2 separate regions of the Homo sapiens genome follow, and region 1 is linked to region 2. A link is a loop called in an ENCODE intact Hi-C map of the cell type or tissue named here. Cell type or tissue: PC-9. All regions are shown on one strand.

Region 1 (5,000 bases), 270 kb before region 2:
TTTTGTAGGGACATGGATGAAGCTGGAAACCATCATTCTCAGCAAACTATCGCAAGGACAAAAAACCAAACACTGCATGTTCTCACTCACAGGTGGGAATTAAACAATGAGAACACATGGACACAGGAAGGGGAACATCACACGCCGGGGCCTGTTGTGGGGTGGGGGGAGGGGGGAGGGATAGCATTAGGAGATATACCTAATGTTAAATGATGAGTTACTAGGTGCAGCACACCAACATGGCACATGTATACATATGTAACTAACCTGCACGTTGTGCACATGTACCCTAAAACTTAAAGTATAATAAAAAAAAAAAAATTAGCCATGGTGGTGCACACCTGTAATCCCAGCCGGGCATGGTGGTGCACACCTATAATCCCAGCTACTTGAGAATTGCTTGAACCCAGAGGCAGAGGTTGCAGTAAGCTGAGATCATGCCACTACACTCCAGCCTGGGCGACAGAGCAAGACTCCATCTCAAAAAAACAAACAAACAAAAATAAAAAACAGAGAGTGACAGAGTCAGAAAAACAGTAACTATGTATTTTAAGAAAGAGAAGACTGTGGCTCACTACATTTTCTCTTCTTTCCAAGGAAGTTTCCATAACTAGTGAAAAAAATTATCAGGGACACTAAAGTACCAAGGTTCCTTTGTTAATTTCACAGGGTCACCAAATTGTGAAGTCTCAGAAAGCATTCATTTTCTTTTTTTTTTTTTTTTTTTTTTTGGAGACAGTTTTTCTCTGTCACCCAGGCTGGAGTACAATGGCACAATCTTGGCTCACTGCAACCTCCACCTGCCTCCCAGGTTCAAACAATTCTCCTGCCTCAGCCTCCCAAGTAGCAGGGACTACAGGCTCACGCCCTGTGTCTGGCTATTTTTTGTATTTTTGTAGAGATGGGTTTTTGCCATGTTGGCCAAGCTGGTCTCAAACTCCTGACTTCAAGTGATCCAACCACCTTGGGCTCCCAAAGTGCTGGGATTACAGGTGTAAGCCACCGCGCCTGGCCAGAAAGCCTTCATTTTCTAAAGCTGCTATTGCTATCCCTATCCCATTATTTAAAATGTTCAGCAGAGGAGACAGGCAGACCTTGAAGCACAGTGTTTCCTAAGTATTGCCTTAGCATGTTGAATTCTTTGAAACATCTTATTTCATAGACGAATATTAACAATACCAAATGATCCGAGCAAGAAATTCTGATACAGAGTTAAGCCAGAAATCAACTCCTTTCTGACAACAGAGATGACTGGAAGAATAAAAGTATACGCAAGAACAAGATGGTTGGATAACACTCACCTCTTCCACAAAAGACCAGTACTTGCAGTTACTGCAGATGCTCCCAGGAAAGCCACCATCATTAGTCTTCGCCGGATCTGGATGGGCTGTGATCCTCCATGGTACCATCGAGAACCCACAGCCAGTTCTGCCAAAGCAGAAAGTGAGTTCAGACGAAACATCCTGTGGACAATAAGTAGAAATGTCACTCTTAGCTAGTGGTAGTTATGATGATGATGATGATGATCCTACCAACATTTCTAATAAACACTAAAGTAATTGCTCTATGACAGGCACTATTCTAAACAATTTGCTTATATTATCCCATTTAATCCTCAGAATAATCTTATGAGCAAAGTACTACTTATAAAACTGATATATTAGTCAAAGTACAATTAGAAGACAGAAACCACATGATAATTTGAGTATGAAACTTTTAATATAAAACATTATTAAGGCCAGGTATGTGGCTCATGCCTGTAATCTTAGCACTTTGGGAGGCCAAAGAGAGAGGATCATTTGAGCCCAGGAGTTGAAGAACGGCCTGGACAACATAGTAGGACCCCATCTCTACCAAAAAAAATCAGCCAAGCATGGTGACATGCACTTGTAGTCCCAGCTATTCAGGGGGCTGAGGTGAGAGCACTACTTAAGCCCAGGATGTTGAGGTGACAGTGAGCTATGATCAACAGAGCAAGATGCTGTCTCAAAAAAATGAATAAAATAAATAAAAAATAAAAAATTATTAGTTACAACAGGAAATTTACTACTCAGAAGTTAAAGAAATAGCAGATATAGGGAGCAGTTACTATTCTAGATCTGACACAGAGCACCAAGAAAAGACCAGTCTATAAAAGGTCTACTCTCACTCACAGGGCAGAGATCAGACTGTGTGGAGAGGGCACAGCTATGTATGTCAGAGAAACTTACTAAGGTGCCATGCCAGCAAAATGCACTAGAAAGCCACTCTCTGTGATGCCAGAACAAGTCATCTACTGGACAACTCATGCCAGCGGAATTTGTTGGGAAGCTGACCTTCGCGATGCCAGGGGAAGCCACCCATGGGGAGGCAGTTTCACTAGGAAATTGCATATGAGAGTTGCTGCTAAAACTCCTTAGGAGCTGGGTGCCATTGAGTGTCCCACTAGTTCCTGCATGCTATAGAAGCAAGCCACAAAGGGCACACTAGACTCAGCAAGAAACACCCCTCCTCCAGGGTCCTTCTAGTCTCTCTACTGACAAAGTTTAACAGTAACTGGCAAGGGAAAAACTTCCAGTATCACAAACGGGACAATGAAAGATGTGTTTAGAGCTGAAATGAAAAAAGATAACTGGTACCCATATTTTACAGATCTAAAATATAACTTGCTCAAGAGTACAAAGGTAGGAAGTGATAGATCTAGAATTTGAACCTAGGGAGGACTAATTCCATACTTCAATGTCTCGGAGTTAGGTAGGGAGACTTCAACCTAGGAGGGGAGACTTTGCTGCCCCCTACCTTATAATGCTGACACTGCTTTGAAGTTTTTATTAAATATTTTTCACACCCAGGTCCTTGGAAGCCCTCCTCCCTACCAGATTCTCTATAGTTCAAACTTCACTTAAAAAAAAATTCTTTTAATGTTTTGTTTTAAATCTGAAACATCTGTATTAGTGCATATTACTGTTCAATAAATACTTACTCTTCCATCCCCCATCCCTTAGGCAAAATTACTTTTCTACTTTTTTCTTCCCCTTCTGCATATGAATGCCAGGTCATAAATTTCCTTCTCTTTAAGTTTTTGGCGTATGTCTTGCCATATGTCTTGCTCTAACCAATGGAATGTGGACCAGTTCCATGAAGTGCTTTTAGGAGGTGCTGCTGTTAGTTTTCTTGTGTTCCTGCACTCCATCGAGGGAAGACCATGTCCCAAAGAGACACTGATCCTTCAAACTGGCATCCATAATGAACAGACTTCAGCCTGGAATAAACCACTGTCAAGCCCAGCTGAGCCAGCTGAGCACAGCTGACCTGTAGAATGCTGGTGAGAAATAAATGTGTGTAACTGTAAGCTGCAAAGATTTGGGTGTTGTTTGTTGCCCCATCAATAGCCAACTAATTCAGCATCCAAGATAATTACTGGGAAGTTCTTATTCTTTTTTTTTTTTTTTTTTTTTTTGAGACTGAGTCTTGCCCTATCACCCAGGCTGGAGTACAGTGGCGCAATCTCGGCTCACTGCAACCTCCACCTCCCGGGTTCAAGCGATTCTCCTGTCTCAGCCTCCTGGGTAGCTGGGATTACAGGCACACGACAACCACACCTGGCTAATTTTTGTTTTTTTAGTAGAGACAGGGTTTCACCATGTTGGCAAGGCTGGTCTCGAACTCTTGACCTCAAGTGATCCATCCGCCTCGGCCTCCCAAAGTGCCGGGATTACAGGCATGAGCCACCGCGCCTGGCTGGGAAGTTCTTATTCAACAAAAATTTATTAAATTCATACTGTATATACATCCCTATGTGAGACCCAGAAAGCCAAAAACTATCTACATTCTAATTAAACAAGATAAATACAAAACACTTTTAAAACAATACATTTCTAAAATCATATATATGCATATATATATATATATATATATATATATATATTTTTTTTTTTTTTTGAGATGGCGTCTCACTCTGTTGCCCAAGCTGGAGTGTGGTGGCATGATCTCAGTTCACTGCAACCTCTGCCTCTCGGATTCAAGCAATTCTCCTGTCTCAGCCTCTTGAGTAGCTGGGACTACAGGCACATACCATGATGCCTGGCTAATTTTTGCATTTTTAATAGAGATGGGGTTTCATCATGTTGGTCAGGCTGGTCCCAAACTCCTGACCTCAGGTGATCTACCTGCCTCGGCTTCCCAAAGTGCTGAGATTACAGGCGTGAGCCACCACACCCGGCCTAAAATTATATCTTGAAGTATAGAAATATTATGATAGAAATGACAGAAAACTACAAATAAAAAAGATAAAGTTGAGACTGGGTTAGTCAGCAAAAGCTTTTGTTTAGTCTTAAGCCTCAGAATGGTGTAAAATTTTGATTAAGTCAGAGAAATGTTGAGACACCCCCAAAACCATAGGATCATTTCGGGCACCTCCATCCAGAGAATTAATGTAAATGATTTTTTTCCCTCTAGATTATGACCTTCAGGGCTCAGTATAGTACCTCACTGTTTTAATGCACCAGATGGGCTGATGGAAGAAGAGGCATTTCTTTACAGTCCCACTTTTTTGTAGAGGTAATTCATTCAAATTATACAAAGAATCCATGCCCCCTTTGATTTTTCTCAAAGCACAGTTCACTGATTCCTAAATTTTTGTGTGTGTGTTTTGAGATGGAGTCTTGCTCTGTCGCCAAGGCTGGAGTACAGTGGCATGATCTTGGCTCACTGCAACCTCTACCTCCTGGGTTCAACCAATTCTCCTGCGTCAGCCTCCCAAGTTGCTGGGATTACAGAAGTGTGCTACCATGCCCAGCTAATTTTATATTTTTAGTAAAGACGGGGTCTTACCATATTGGCCAGGCTGGTCTCGAACTCCTGACCTCAAGTGATCTGCCCGCCTTGGCCTCCCAAAGTGCTGGGATTACAGGTGTGAGCCACCATGCCCAGCCCACTGATTCCTAATTTAAACTACTTTGCACTTTGTACATATCTTCCTATGGCATACGTAATTTTTTCTCCCCTTGCCTCAAGGCCCA
Region 2 (5,000 bases):
ATAACTGATAAGAGATTACGTATGTATGTTATATTAATTAAAGTATGTAGGCTAATTCTCCTATTAAAACATTCCCAGATCAGATTACTAAGAAAATGAAAGCAAAGAAACTCAGAAAGGATAACAAAATTAAAGAACACACAAAGATGTAACAGGCATATGCAAACTCAAACGTGCAGGGATTGTGTTCCTAATATTGGACAAGACTTAGTCCAAAAACCATTACATGAGGAAAAAAGAGCCTACAGGATCTGCATGAAAACAACTTCAAAGTGCTTCTCAGAAATACAAACAGAGACTTAAATGGAAAGACTTAACAAGATTCTTTGGAAAAAATCAAAATCCTTTTTTAACCCATGAAGTTAATACCTCAAAACAAAACATAGCTAATATTTATTGAGAATTTACTCTATGCCAGGCATGTTCTAAGGACTTTACATGTATTACTCATTTAGTCCTCACAACTACTTTATATGGGTGATGTTAGTACCACTTTTTGCCCATTTTTCAGTGAAGAAACCAAGGCACAAAGAAGGTAATAACTTGCCCAAGAGTTGCAGTTAAAGTTACTGAACCACAAAATGAACTCAGGCAAGATTATTTCAGATTCTGTGCTTTTAACCACTACATGATACTGTTTTTTGAAACCAATAGCTATGTGTGTGTGTGTGTGTGTGTGTGTGTCTAGATAAACTGACTCTGAAGTTCATGTGGAGAAACAAATAAACAAGAATAGCTGGGAGTTGTCTTAAAGAAAAGTAATAAGGGAAAACTAGCCCTACCAGATACTGAAATAAGACTAGAATGTTAGTTAAAACAATGTGGCTACTAGAGCATGAACAGAATAGAATTTCAGAAGTAGATCCAAATTCATGTAATTATTTGGAAAATTATAAAGATAGCATTTCAAATAAGAAAGGAAAAGATGTATTATTCACTGTATGGGACAGCTATGTTGTCATTAGAGGGAAATTAGTTAGATTTCTACTTAGTAACTTTGACTAGAAGTAATTCCTAATGAATCAAAGATTTAAAACGAAACTAGCTGTGAGCCAAGTCTCAAGTAATTTTTAAATTATTTATTTAAATTGTTTATAAATGTCAGTCTTACATTTCTGCATGCTCTTTTAAGTTGAAACGAGATGGAAATTAATGATAGTCATACAAAGTCCATCAGCACAAAGAAAAATCATTTAGGACTCTGTGACAATGCACACCTTAATACAGCTTAGTAGATACTAAATGATTTTTCTTTGTGCTGATGGAATGGAATATGTCAGGCCTGAAGCTGGTATATTGGATTTTGTTCAGTTAATGCCTGCCCTTCCTCTTCCTTTGATACTTTTTGGGGTTGGGAAAGTAAAAGATACAAAGGAATAAATTAAGCATTTGGCAAGTGAGAAATGTATTCAGTATTCATTCTGAAACATGGTTTAGTTATGAGAACCTGAGTCCCAGATCCACATCCACAGTGATTGCTCTTCGAGGAAGTAGTAGAGGTGGATGTGAGTGTGAGTGATTTTTTCTAACACTCTGAAGCGGTCGTGATTAAGGACTCAACTAGTGAGGTTGCCTCTCCAGGTTTTTTAAAAAGGAGAGTGAACATAAAGACCAGATGCCTACTCAATAATAGTAAATTCTTGATACAGCTACTTAATAACTCTCATACCTGGTAAGAGATAGGAAGGAGACGCAGATCTGAAAGGTAACCGGAGGAAGAAAAAGCCAGAAAGTTTACTTGAGGCCTGGTAGCACCTAGAATCAATATTAAATGTTTTTAAAAGTACATAAAACATGATTTGTATAATTCTAATTTTGTTTAATGTAACATGTATACTTGTGTTTGTATATGTAAATGTGTTTGCATAAATCTTGAAAACATACCAAAATGTTCACCACTATTATTTCAGGATGATAGGAGTTTGAAAGACTTTTATTTTCTTTTATCTGTATTTTTAAAGTTTTCTACAAAGCATGCATATTACTTAAGTAATCATATGTATATATTTATTATATACACACACATAAGTATATGTTTGTTGTTCCATTCTGACAGTAGATGTATCTTTTGTGTTTTCTAGGTACACCAGAGGATCGCTTCCTGGCAGAATTTGGGAGCTGTTTATTGCAGCACTGTTGTGCCCTCTGATGGTGAGTTTCAGCAAATCCACCTTTTATGTCTAATATTATTTCCTTCTTAGCTCAGTGTTTCCTATTCTCTGACACAAAAATTTATAAACCATACTCTTTCAGTTAAGGTGGGCTTAGGGGTCAGAGAGAGAAAGGAGGAGAAGGAAAATAAAATTTGGATGAGAATCTAGTGAGTTTAGAGAAGAAACCAAGAAGAAACACTAAGTTCCATTAAGACTTTATAGGTTAAATGATCATTTATCTTTTATTTTTGAGATGGAGCCTTGGTCTGTCGCCCAGGTGGAGTGCAGTGGCGCGATCTCAGCTTAGTGCAGCCTCTGCCTCCTGGATTCAAGCAATTCTCCTGCCTCAGCCTCCCAAGCAGCTGGGACCAGGCGAGCACCACCATGCCCAACTAATTTTTGTATTTTTTGTAGAGACAGGGTTTCACCATGTTGGCCAGACTAGTCTCGAACCCACGTGATCCGCCCACCTCGGCCTCCCAAAGTGCTGGGATTATAGGCATGAGCCACTGTGCCCAGCCTCATTTATCTGTTAAAACTAGGGACATAGTTAATGTGAAGATCACAGAAGCACCATCTTTGGTGTTTTCTAACCATTGGGTCTTCACATTATGGATAATGATCAAACACTCCAGCCTCTTGTTGTATCAGAGCCTAGACAGAAGGAACTCAAAGTCTGAGACCTCCTGCTCTTGCTTATCTTTTTCCCTACTTAGGCATAGGACTGCAATACTCTTCTTTGATGTGGGAAGGGATAAACAGATGCTTGGAGACCAATGCAATCCTTCGTAAATGTCTATGATGCTATAAACTGGCGACAGGATCCAAACCTTTGTTGTTTTTATGGTAGTGGAGGGAGATGTGTTTACAACTCTTATTGTCATTTCTCTTACCCGGTATTGTGCATTTACAGTTTAGGTTGCTTAGTTTAGGGGTTGACTGTTAGATATGTTTCCTCTGTATAAAGTTTAGTTTGATAGAGCTCTGATTTCAACCTTAGAAACATTAATTCGTAAGCATAACAACCACTGAAAGAGCATCCTGCAAATTTACAAGGGTGCCTAAAACTAAAGAAGCCCAGAAAATGAATCATGAGAACACTAGAATCCCCAACATTTAGTCAGTATAATATTTGCAGTGTTATCAGAATCACCTCCCAAAGCTGTTACGTGAATTTATAGACAGTGTGCTCATATTTGCCAAATCTTCTAAATTTGGAAGAAAAATCCATTGTGATTACTCATTTGTAATATGGAAAGGTTAAAAAGGGGAAAATAGACCAAAATCAAAATAAGGAAAATATTAGCTGGCTCTCTGTTTCCAGTCTCTTAAAGACAAAAAACTAAAAATTAGTACCAATTAATGTATAAGTTAAAAAGCAGCACTTAGCACTGTGTTGTGGCCAGAAAGGTAGCTGTGTTGCCCCCAGTCAAGAGTCAGTATGTACCCAGATAACAGTACTTTCTACGTGGCCAAGAGCCAGAGGACCATAATGCCACCTGGCTATGCTACATATTCCTTTCCCTCCTTAAGCTCCTTCAATGCAGTGGGTGGGTATCTCTCTTCCTCTTGACACTGCTTGGTCCATTAAATAGCCAAATGGTGACTGTCCACATCTGTGCCAGCACCACTCCCAGGTTCTGACTTACTCCATTACCACTGCAGGGTGCCATCATTAGATAGTTTGAATAAAAAGAATTTCACTGTTAAAAAAAAAAAAGTTTACATTGCTGAATCCACTCAGTTTTGCTGAACTATTTCATTCAAAAATTTCTAGTATTTATGATAGTGTTTGAAATTGTCATATATTCAATATCCACATATATCAATATATATTCATAAAGAATATCAACCAAGTCACATGTTATACTACAGCTGGAAGGTCAAGTCCCATTGGTGGTTATGATATTTAGTGGCAATTAACTTGAACTAATGAATTCATATTGGAATTGATACTAATTTTGCTACTTATTACCGTTACTATTATCCTGTTATATATATCTATATATAGGCTGTGTTATGTATACCTATATTCTATCCATATGGAGATATTTCAGTAATTTAACAATGGTACAGTTATGTATACCTATATTCTATCCATATGGAGATATTTCAGTAATTTAACAATGGTACAGTTAGGCCAGATGTTATCAGAGGACATAAATGCTGATAGGTTGCCATTATGAGGGTTTGAAGGCAATATTATTTTTACAAAAGCTAAAAAGATACCAACTTAAGAAAAAAAAGAGTGTCTCCCCAAATTCCTACCAACACTATCCTTCTTAAGAAAACTAATTCATATTAGTTATCAAGAAATAAAAGCACAAAATTATTTGATTTAATGTAGCTTGATGTCCTTATTATATATCTTTCTAATTTTGTACTTCTAAGTTAATTTCACCTTAGGTCAGTATAGCATGTGAGAAAACTGCTTAATCCACAGCTACTCCAATAAGTAGAGTTTGGTCACCAGTAACAGAAATTTCTACCATCACTCCCTGCTCTTTGTTGTGACTGTTGGTCATCTTCAGTATTAAATGAGGGCTTGACCCTCAGTTTTTAGAAGTATAAGGTCTAAAATATCATATCCTATAATTATGGTATTATATGCTTAGTAAATATACCTATATATACTGCTTTTCAGTAATTGCTTGTTAATTATGTTAGTTGACGAATCTGGTTATGACGGTAACAGCTGATAATAAAATATGTAGATTATCTTAAATGCTTACCTCTCTAACAAAGCAATCTAACAGGTTCTAGATTTTTTTTTTTTTGGTATCGTAAATACTTATGAGAATCTATTGAAAGTTCTAGACCCTTTCTCTAGAAGAATTTATATAAACA

Evidence for each region. Hi-C counts contacts between places; a loop is a spot of excess contacts. Peaks named below come from ENCODE experiments on the same cell type or tissue, not always from the same donor. Only the 100,000 strongest peaks of a DNase experiment are listed, where the experiment ranks them.
Region 1: a loop joins it to region 2, with 4 times the contacts of the local background. A loop is called at or near these places in 4 of 110 quality-filtered maps.

The regions. Positions count from the first base shown.
Region 1 is chr10:72,565,332-72,570,331 of GRCh38, forward strand. It overlaps MICU1 (mitochondrial calcium uptake 1), which reads right to left. Exons shown (of 12, transcript NM_001195518.2): 2 at 1,302-1,463. The coding sequence starts at 1,462. Among named protein-coding and RNA genes, the nearest start is that of MICU1, 58 kb to the right of the region's middle. In PC-9, a CTCF peak has its summit at 2,746; no DNase peak of the experiment used is centred here.
Region 2 is chr10:72,832,278-72,837,277 of GRCh38, forward strand. MCU (mitochondrial calcium uniporter) reads left to right here. Exons shown (of 8, transcript NM_138357.3): 2 at 2,082-2,151. Among named protein-coding and RNA genes, the nearest start is that of OIT3, 59 kb to the right of the region's middle. In PC-9, CTCF peaks have their summits at 2,143 (motif pointing left) and 2,342; a DNase peak (open chromatin) is centred at 2,134; H3K27ac peaks cover 1,003 bases.